Regions from separate parts of the Homo sapiens genome. Here region 2 is linked to region 1. Evidence: chromatin contacts called from ENCODE Hi-C or POLR2A ChIA-PET data. All regions are on one chromosome and are shown on one strand. Each heading gives the region's core, a stretch centred on a gene start or an enhancer-like site at or near the end of the contact. The rest is flanking DNA. Distances are from core to core; before and after follow the strand shown.

What was found. Hi-C counts contacts between places; a loop is a spot of excess contacts on that map. ChIA-PET counts read pairs that join two places held with the same protein, here RNA polymerase II (POLR2A). Pooled maps may share reads with other maps.
Region 2: a loop to region 1 is called in a pooled map, with 2.8 times the contacts of the local background. The contact joins two enhancer-like sites. A Hi-C loop is called at or near these places in 3 of 168 maps with a recorded cell type or tissue (DLD1, Panc1 and ovary), 3 of 37 single-sample maps with no recorded cell type and 8 of 50 pooled maps. POLR2A ChIA-PET finds 5 or more read pairs at or near these places in 7 of 52 experiments (AG04449, AG04450, CD4-positive, alpha-beta memory T cell and 4 more).

The regions. Positions count from the first base shown.
Region 1 is chr16:57,067,975-57,073,134 of GRCh38, forward strand. It overlaps NLRC5 (NLR family CARD domain containing 5), which reads left to right. Exons shown (of 49, transcript NM_001384950.1): 37 at 1,862-1,945; 38 at 2,561-2,644. Among named protein-coding and RNA genes, the nearest start is that of CPNE2, 22 kb to the right of the region's middle. RefSeq lists enhancers at 1,449-2,174, 2,175-2,899. Within about 2 kb of position 3,862, at least 4 of the 41 ENCODE cell types and tissues checked have a DNase peak (open chromatin) inside an H3K27ac peak, as active enhancers do.
Region 2 is chr16:57,132,097-57,136,732 of GRCh38, forward strand. It overlaps CPNE2 (copine 2), which reads left to right. Exons shown (of 16, transcript NM_152727.6): 13 at 2,679-2,730. Among named protein-coding and RNA genes, the nearest start is that of CPNE2, 42 kb to the left of the region's middle. RefSeq lists an enhancer at 3,137-3,186. Within about 2 kb of position 3,060, at least 7 of the 41 ENCODE cell types and tissues checked have a DNase peak (open chromatin) inside an H3K27ac peak, as active enhancers do.

The DNA of each region.
Region 1 (5,160 bases), core at 2,612-5,111:
TTAGGGGTACCTAGTCGTAAACATGACCTTAGGAACATTGAGCCACATGGCAAGAAAGTTGTTCCCTTTTTAACACTCTTTCATTGTTTTTCTTTTAAAATAACTGCGAACTAACACAAAGTTTCAAGAAGACTGAGAACTGCTGTGTGCCATTTACCCAAATTCACCCTTAGAGCTGGGCGTGGTGGCTCATGTCTGTAATCCTAGCACTTTGGGAGGCCGAGGCAGGTGGATTGCCTGAGCTCAGGAATTCGAGACCACCCTGGACAACACGGTGAAACCCCGTCTCTACTAAAATACAAAAAAATTAGCTGGGCATGGTGGTGCATGCCTGTAATCCCAGCTAATTGGGAGGCTGAGGCACAAGAATTGCTTGAACCCGGGAGGCTGAGGTTACAGTGAGCCAAGATTGTGCCACTGCACTCTAGCCTAGGTGACAGAGCGAGGCTCGGTTTCCGAAAAAAAAAAAAAAGAACAAATTCACCCTTTGCCAATCTTTTTCCACATTTGCTCATTTCTTCCCTCCCTCCTTCTTTCCCACCTCCCTTTTCTTTCACTCTCTCCCTCTCTCCTTTTCTGAACCATTTAGAAGTAAGTTGTAATCATGTCCCTTTACCCGTTAACATTTCAGCGAATTTGCTAGAAATAAGGACATTCTCTTCCATAATCCAGTAAAATTATAAAATCCAGGAAATGTGACATTGATACACTACTATTATCTCAACTACAGTTTATACTCCAATCTCACCAGTTCTCCCAATAATGTTGCTTATTGCATTTTTTTCCCAGTTGTGGATCCAATCCAGGATCACACGTCTCATTTAGTGTCATCTCTTTAGTGTCTCCTTCAATCTGGAACACGTCCTTGGCCCTTCTTTGTCTTTCATAGCATTGTCTCTGACATTTACAGGCCAGTTATTTTATAGAATGTCCTTCCACTTGGGTTTGTCCAATGTTTCCTCATGTTTAGAGTTAGAGTCTGCCCTTTGGGCAGGAATATCACACAGGTGATGCTGTGTTATCGTGCCTTCCATCGGGGCACATGATGTGTCAGAGTCCTCGGGCTAGTGATGTTAACTGTGATCACCTGTGACAGTGGTGTCTGCCAGGTCTCTCCACTTGCAAATTTACTAACTTTCCCTTTGTAATCAACATAGATTATGTGGGGAGATACTTTAAGATTATGTATTAAGTCTTCCTCAAACTCTCATTGGCAAATTTTAGCAGCCGTTAATAAATCTTACTTAAATCGATGAATCAGCATGACAGTTGCAAAATGTAGCTTTCCTAACTTTACATTTTATTTCCATCTAACTGATTACACCAAGAAGAAACTCTTGGGCTGGGAACAGTGGCTCAAGCTTGTAATCCCAGCACTCTGGGAGGCCGAGGAGGAAAAATCGCTTGAGCCCGGGAGTTCGACACCAGCCTGAGCAACATAGCGAGACCACCCCCATCTCTACAAAAAATAAATAAATAAAATAAATGTTTAAAAAGGAAGAAACTCTTTAGGACAGAGAGATCTTTGACACTTCTTCAGTATTTGCTTTAAAGATGCAGAGTTTGTAATAAACAACAGTAACTAGCTAAACTACAGTGATACCTAATCCTGGCTTAAGTTGTGAAGTTGCTACCTGAATGACTGCGGTTTAGGAAATACTGAACTAGTCCATGCTTCTGCTTCCAAGCTCTGTGGTGGCTTAATGAGTTCATGGTGGAAGAGATTTACGAAGGGAAGGAGGTCTCCTCACATTGCCCGCCACATCCCTACCCCACATCCTTGCCCTCTGCCACCAGCATTCAGAGCTCCCAAGACCCAGGGCGGCTCCTGCCTGACCTGTTGCCCTTTGACCCCCACCAGGCTGACCTCCAGCTGTGTGAGCACCGAGGGCCTCGCCCACCTGGCATCTGGTCTGGGCCACTGCCACCACTTGGAGGAGCTGGAGTGAGTTGCAGAGTGGAGGGATTGGGGACAAGTGGCCCAGCTGAGGGTGAGGGGTGGAGAAGAGAGCAGGGCGTTTGGGAGGGCAGGCAATGAGACTTCAACCAATGACCCTTCCCCTGATGAAGTGCAGCAGTTCTGGGTGTGGCCTGGGGAAGGAAGAGCACCACAGTTTTGGTCTGAATTTCGCCACTGACTCACAGAGGGGCTGTGGGCATGGCTGTTCCACTCTGGGCTTTGATTGCCTTATCTATGAAAATGGGGCTCATGAGCCTTGCTCTGCTGGGCTGGCTGTGGGAGTCAGGCTACGGAGAGGGCTGAAGAACAAGAGGGTGTGTGTGTGTGTGTGTGTCCCTAGTCCCCCAGCTTCCTCTCTGCAGCCTTCATCCAGGGCATAGTTTCTCAGCTGGGCCAGCTGTGACTATCATGCCTACCCAGAGCCTGAGCCCTGGAGCTAGGGATACCCATGGGGAACCTGGACAGCGAGGGTGGCCCAGGGCATGCAGATGCAGAGTTGGCCTCCCAGGGGACAGAGCAGGAGAGGGGAGCTGACAGGACAGCTCAGCTCCAGGGCTGGGCAGGCTGCGCTAACCCTTGCCTCTGCCTGGTCTTCTGCAGCTTGTCTAACAATCAATTTGATGAGGAGGGCACCAAGGCGCTGATGAGGGCCCTTGAGGGGAAATGGATGCTAAAGAGGCTGGAGTAAGTAGTGATGGTGGTTGTGGGTGAGTGAGTGGTGGGGGTGGTTAATGGATGGTGGAAGTGGGTGAGTGGTGGGGTTGGTTAATGGATGGTGGAAGTGGGTGAGTGGTGGGGTTGGTTAATGGGGAATGGGGTGAGTGAGTGGTGGGAGTGGTTAATGGGGAATGGGCTGAGTGAGTGGTGGGAGTGGTTAATGGGGAATGGGGTGAGTGAGTGGTGATGGTGGTTAATGGGGAAGGGTGTGAGAGTGGTGATGGTGGTTAATGGGGAAGGGGGTGAGTGAGTGGTGATGGTGGTTAATGGGGAAGTGTTGTGAGTGAGTTGTGTTGGTGGTTAATGGGGAAGGAGATGAGTGAGTGGTGTTGGTGGTTAATGGGGAAGGGTTGTGAGTGAGTGGTGGCGTTGGTTAATGGGGAAGGGGGTGAGTGAGTGGTGATGGTGGTTAATGGGGAAGAGTTGTGAGTGAGTGGTGTTGGTGGTTAATGGGGAAGGGGGTGAGTGAGTGGTGGGGTTGGTTAATGGGGAAGTGTTGTGAGTGAGTGGTGATGGTGATTAATGGGGAAGGGTTGTGAGTGAGTGGCGTTGGTGGTTAATGGGGAAGGGAGGGAGTGAGTGATGATGGTGGTTAATGGGGAAGGGTTGTGAGTGAGTTGTGGGGTTGGTTAATGGGGAAGCGTTGTGAGTGAGTGGTGATGGTTGGTTAATGGGGAAGGGTTGTGAGTGAGTGGTGATGGTGGTTAATGGGGAAGGGGGTGAGTGAGTGGTGTTGGTGGTTAATGGGGAAGTGTTGTGAGTGAGTGGTGATGGTGGTTAATGGGGAAGGGTTGTGAGTGAGTGGTGTTGGTGGTTAATGGGGAAGGGGGTGAGTGAGCGATGATGGTGGTTAATGGGGAAGGGTTGTGAGTGAGTGGTGGGGTTGGTTAACGGGGAAGGGGGTGAGTGAGTGGTGGTGGTGGTTAATGGGGAAGGGGGTGAGTGAGTGGTGTTGGTGGTTAATGGGGAAGGGGGTGGGTGAGTGGTGATGGTGGTTAATGGGAAGGGAGTGAGTGGTGATGGTGGTTAATGGGGAAGGGTTGTGAGTGAGTGGTGATGGTGGTTAATGGGGAAGGGGGTGAGTAAGGGGTGGGGGTGGTTAATAGGGAAGAGTTGTGAGTGAGTGGTGGGGTTGGTTAATGGGGAAGGGGGTGAGTGAGGGATGACAGTGGTTAATGGGGAAAGGAGTGAGTGAGGGGTGATGGTGCTTAGTGCTGCATGGTCAGTGAGTAGCATGCCTAGGAACCTTTGCATGTTTTGTGAACACAAACCGCCATGTTTCTGGATGGACCCAGGTGAGCTGAATGCCCTTACATGACCTTTTACTTTCTATTCTGGATCTCAGTGCCAGCAAGAACCTTGGTCATAGGAAACAGAATACACAACTCAAAGCAATCCAAGACAGAAATATATTGGCTTATGTCATGGAAAATTACGAGGCCAATGACTTCAGGCACAGCTGGATCCAGGGGTTCTATATTTGTCAGGCTTCTCTCTCACACACTTCACTCTGGCCCTTACTCTTTCTCTGTCCACCTTGGCTTCCTTCTCAGGCAGGCCATCCCTGCACCTGCAGGCTTACTTTCTCTCAGCTTAGTGGAAAGGGAGTACCATTCTCTCTGTGGTTACAACAAAAGGTCCTAGACTGAGTCTCACTGGACTAGCTTGAGTCACCTGCCCCACCCTAAAGCAATCACTGTGGCTGTGAGCACAAAATATTCTCCTCACTGGCCAGACCTGGGCGCATGCACACCCTATCTTCTGGACTTAGAGGGGTGGTATTTCAGGATGTGAGTAACAGAAGAGGAAAGAAACTCTGGGCAGAAAAAAATCTACAGATGTCCACTACATTTGTCTACAGTTGTTTCCTTGGTAACTGGCAGCTTTTACTACTCTCCCCCATAATTTGAAGTCATCAAATTCTTAGAAATGCCAGAAACAGCCTCAGTCTAAAAGACAGGTCCCCGTCCTGCACAGATTCCTGTTTAGACAGTATCTGGACAGAAAATTTAACAGAATATCTTCTGCTTTTCATCTCTTAACTTTTTCTGATGACCAAAAAAGTTCCATCTTTCTAGAAATATGTAACAAATAACATGAAATGCCCCGGGGATGACACCCCCTGAGAAAACTTCTGTTGAACGGTTTGTGAATTTTTCTCCAGATTTTTTTTTCTACATATGTTTTGAATTCAGCTTGAAAGTAGCCTTTTGACTTTTTGCCCCTTAACATTGAAATTCTTCCGCTTGTCCCTCTTTGCTTGTCCTGGGGAGAGGATCAGGTAAAAGGAGAAGAGGGATTACAGAGACCTTTGACCACAGGGCCCTCCTGTCGTCTCACTGGTCTGTTTCTTTGCCCACTGTCCATGTACCTGCATCTCGGCTCAGCCTTCTGGAAGCTTTTATTTAGGGGATTGGAGGCCCAGTGAGGTCATTCATTGGCTCATTCATGCATTCGACAAATATGTACTGAGCTGGGCACCT
Region 2 (4,636 bases), core at 1,810-4,309, 63 kb after region 1:
GACCCCAGGCCTGAGCAAACAGAGGGGTCGGTTCTCTGAGGGTGGGAAGCTAGAAGGAACCAGAAGGAGCACGTGACCAGGCTGCCTGCCTTTGAGACCTCAGTTTCTCCCTGAGGGTGGCCCAGATGATCCCAGAGAGAACTCCTGCCCCAGAGAGTGGCTGAGGGTCTCAGGACGCGTTTCCCTTTGGAGATGGCATGAGGTCTTGGCCCTTCAACGTGAGCAGAGTTACTCAGATGAGGAACGGGATCTGGGCAGAAGGCACAGTCTGTGCAAAGGTCTGGGAGGAGGGGGAGCATACTCTGCAGGTGGGGAAACTGAGGCTCAGAGAGGACAGTCACTCTGAGATCCCTTGGGCTTTCTCCATGCCCCACCCGCTGCCTCTACCACCTGCCTCAGCCAGGGCCACAGGGAACTGAGCCTGAAGTAACTCCCTGACCTCAAGGCTGAGCCAGGCCAGGTTGGGTGAACAGGGCCATTGGCTGTCAGAAGGCAATAGGGAGTCCCAGGACAAAGGCCTGTGGCTGGCAGCCAGTCCCCAGGGGCCCCTCATCAGCTTCTGTGGCCTCCAGGAACTTGTTCTGTTTATGACTTTTCTCAGGCAAACCAGGGCAACCAGTATGGGAGGGGCTGAGCTGCCACTCCTGGTAGCATGGACACTTGTCCCCAGGCCCCACTGTGTGACCTGGGCACTCCCTGGCCCTCTGGGAACCTCACTCTTTCCAGCTATGAAATGGAGTTGCTGGAGGAGACAACCTCTGGGGCCTCTGGGGCAGATGGACAACCTTCCACAGCCCCCCTGACCGCAAGGCTGGGCCCTCCCCAAATAAAGAGGGGGGAAGAGTGGGGATGAAGAGCGGGGGGCCCGAGAAGGCAAAATATTCCTCCACCCCTATCAGCAGGGGGCTTTCCCACTGTGGTCTCTAAAATCTCCTAAAATCTGATTTTTCAGGAAGACTTTGGCCCAAGGGAGTCCTGTTTCCCTGGCAACCATTTTCTCTCTCAGCCCCTCCATACAAGCCCCCCTCGTAATCTCTATAGAGGCTCAGGAAGTCTCCATGGCAACAGGGACCTCCAGCCCCCAAACCTGGAGCCCAGACTGGGGACAGGGTGAAGTGGGCCCTGGACAGGGACAGGACCCAAGAGGGACACCAGGGGACTGGCTCTGTGCCGGGCGCCTAAAGCAGACAGCAAAGAACAGAAAACCCCATTGCCTGAAACGGGGAGGAGTCCTCCCACCACCTCCCCTCCCCTGGGCTGCCAGGGAGGCCAGACTGAACCCCACTGCTGGGTCCCTGCCCTCTCCCCCAGGAGTAAGACCAACTCCCACCCCCAGGGGAGGGGAGGGCACTGGGTCTCAGGCCTGTTCGACTGTGTGGCTCTGGTGCCTGGCTTCCCTTTTCTGGGCCTCGGTTTGTTTATTTGTAAAATGGGGACGCTGGATGCAGGAGAGCCTCCCAGTACCCCCATCGTCATGTCTTGGAGCTGAAGAGTCTGTCTGGGATTGTCTGTGCCCAGACAAAAGCCCTCCTCCTGCAGCTGAGGACCGGGGCACCCCTCCACCCTCCTCATTGAAAATCCCTGGGGGAGGAATGCCTTTGGAGGTTAGCGTGAGCTCTGGGAGCAGCCTGACCTCAGTTCGAGTCCCAGCTCTGCCCGCCAGGAAATGTGGGAAAATTCTAGTCCACTCTGTGTCTCAGTTTTGTCATCCATAAGATGAGGTGATAACAGCTGCCCTTCCATTGGGGTGTTGTGAGGAAGGAGTAAGGGGATTCCTGCACAGCAGTGAATGCGGATGTGGTACATGGTAGGAAGGGGGCTGAGGGGGATTTGGGGCTGTGGGGCTGCAAGAGAGGGAAGAAAGGAGGGACTGTCCCCCATCTGAGCTCTGCAGCGTCTCCCGAGGCCTTGGGTTCTGCAGGCACTGCAGTCTCACCCACAGCCCTGAACGGGGCCAGTTATGAGTCCTTCTATACCCCGAAGCCATGCGAGCAGCAGCAGCCGGATGTGATGGGTGCAGCAGTGTCCCGGAGTGTCCGGGTCAGTCTCTGATGATCCTCTGGGGCTGGGTGCTGGGCCTGGAGGCAGAGAAGCAGGATGAGTCCCTAGGGAGCCTATGATAGCCCCATCTGATCCCCTTGCAGCCCCCTTACACTCCCTGATCGCCAGGTCAGCTCTGAGTGGGCTGTCAGCTCACCCCCGTTTGGCTGTCTGGCGCAAGGCAGGCTCCCCTCTAAGCCCCTTTGCTTACTGTTAAGGTAGGAAAAGCCTCTGAAGCCCAGAGAAGCGGTGCTCTAGTTGTGGAGCCCACATCCAGCTGTAGCAGTGATGAGGGAGCATCCTGGAACCCTGGCCCACAGGGAAATCCCTGTCCCACCCGGGACTCTTAGAGGACTGATGGGGCATAGGCAGCCCCAGTCCCCAGAAGAGCCCAGGGTGACCTGCCAGGGTCTCAGTTTCCTCCACTATGAGGAGAGGGTGGTTGGGCCTCTCTGTGGGTCACACCCAGCAGTGGAGGTGAAAAGCAGATGTGGGGGGTATCAGTGGCCTAGAGGAGGGTAGGGGTGGGGGTTATGAGCCGGTGCTCTCAAAGGGAGCCTTGGCCTGGCAGTGGGTGGTGGCCTGGGTCTGGGTTTGGGGGCGGGAGGCTGCAGCTCAGCGTTTTCTCTGCGTTTCAGGTCTCCCATGAGTTTGCCATCAACTTCAACCCCACCAACCCCTTCTGCTCAGGTGAGTGTCAGACCCACCTGCAGCTGCCCTGTGTTTGCTACGGGCCTGGCCAGCTCCCTGGGTGGAGGGAGGGCAGAGGACAGGTTTTCATTTCTTTCTCCTTTCCCCTCCCCCTTACTGTTGCTCAGAGTGACAGAGGGGGAAGAGCTGCAGTTTGGAGTCAGATAGTCCTGGATTCAAGGCCAGCTGCTGCCCTTCCTAGCTGTGGGACCTTGGAAAGGTCACTGTACCTCCTGGGCCTTTGCCTCCTTACCTGCTCCAGGATAACTATGACAGCTGCTCTTCTCACTTTACTGGGTGGTTCAGTGAGAATTACAGGAAGCCACTGACAGGAAGTCCTGTGTAAACCAGGAGGAGGTGAGGGTGGCACCAGACACACCTGCTTTCACCTCCTTCCCACCCGCCCCCTTGCTGGGAAGGCCAGCCCTGCTCTGGGAGTACTTGGCGGGGGATCAGGGGGAGGCAGGGGCTGGGAAGTGAGTATGGTGTCTGTGTTCATCCCCACCCCTGGGCCTAAGAGGATTTCTGAGCCTCCTAGGGACAGTTAAGAAACTATTAGAGGCCGGATGCTGTGGCTCATGCCTGTAATCCCAGCACTTTGGGAAGCTGAGGCAAGAGGAGCACTTGAGCCTAGGAGTTCAAGACCAGCCTGGGCAATAGAGGGAGACCCCATTTCTACAAATTAAAAAAATTACCCAGGCATGGTGGCATATGCCTGTGGTCCCAGCTACTCAGGAAGCTGAGGTGGGAGGAAAGAAAGAGAGATGGGGAGGGGAAGGGAGGGTCACACCTTTAATCCCAGCACTTCGGAAGGCCAAGGTGGGTAGATCAGAGGTCAGGAGTTCAAGACCAGCCTGGCCAAGATTGTGAAACCCCGTCTGTACTAAAACTACAAAAATTAGCCAGGCGTGGTGGTGCGCACCTGTAATCCCAGCTACTCAGGAAGCTGAGGCGGGAGAATCGCTTGAACCCAGGTGGCAGAGGTTGCAGTGAGCTGAGATCATGTCACTGCACTCCAGCCTGGGTAACAGAGTGAGACTCTGTCTCAAAAAAAAAAAAAAAAAAGGAAGGAGAAAAGAGAAAGAAAGGAAAGAGAGAGACAGAGAGAAAGGAAAGGAAAGGAAGGGAAGGGGAAGGGGAAGGGAGAAGGAGGGAGGGAAGGAGGAAGGAAGGAAGGAAAGGAGGAAGGGAGGGAGGAGGGGAGGGAGGGAGGAAGAAAGGAAGAAAGAAAGAAAAAGGAAGATGAAAGAAGGAAGGGAGGGATGGAGGAAGGGAGGAAGAAAACTCTGAGTGGAGGAGAGGGGATGCAGGTGGGTATGGAAGAGGGCTGTTTCTATCATCATGAGACCTTTCCGCCTAGGACTTGGCTTCAACATAGCATCTACCTTCCCTGGGGATCCCCAAAGCTGGGCCAGGCTGTCTGATTTGGGGTAGATCTCCAGAGACATTTTGGTCAATCAGCTTCATCCCTGGCCAGGCCTTCTGGGCAGGGCTACAGGGCAGTGTGCTCATAACAGCAGCTATTTACAGAGCGCCTACTCTGTACAGGCACTGTGCGAACGCCTTGATCCCCCAACCACGAACAGAAGCCATAGCATGTCCAGAATGGACCTCCAGATGGCTTCCCATGGTCTCAAAGCATCACTGCAAGCTTCGCCAAGCCCCTTCTCTGGAAAGGCCTGAGAGACCCCCCTCCTGCCAACTGCCAGAGTGTAGATTATCAGTCCCATTGACAGACAAAGACGTAGCCTCAGAAAGATTAAACTACTTGCCCCAGGTCCCACAGCTAAGAAAGGCAGGATTTAGGCTGGACACGGTGACTCATGCCTGTAATCCCAGCACTTTGGGAGGCCAAAGTGGGCAGATAACCTGAGGTCAGGAGTTTGAGACCAGCCTGGGCAACATG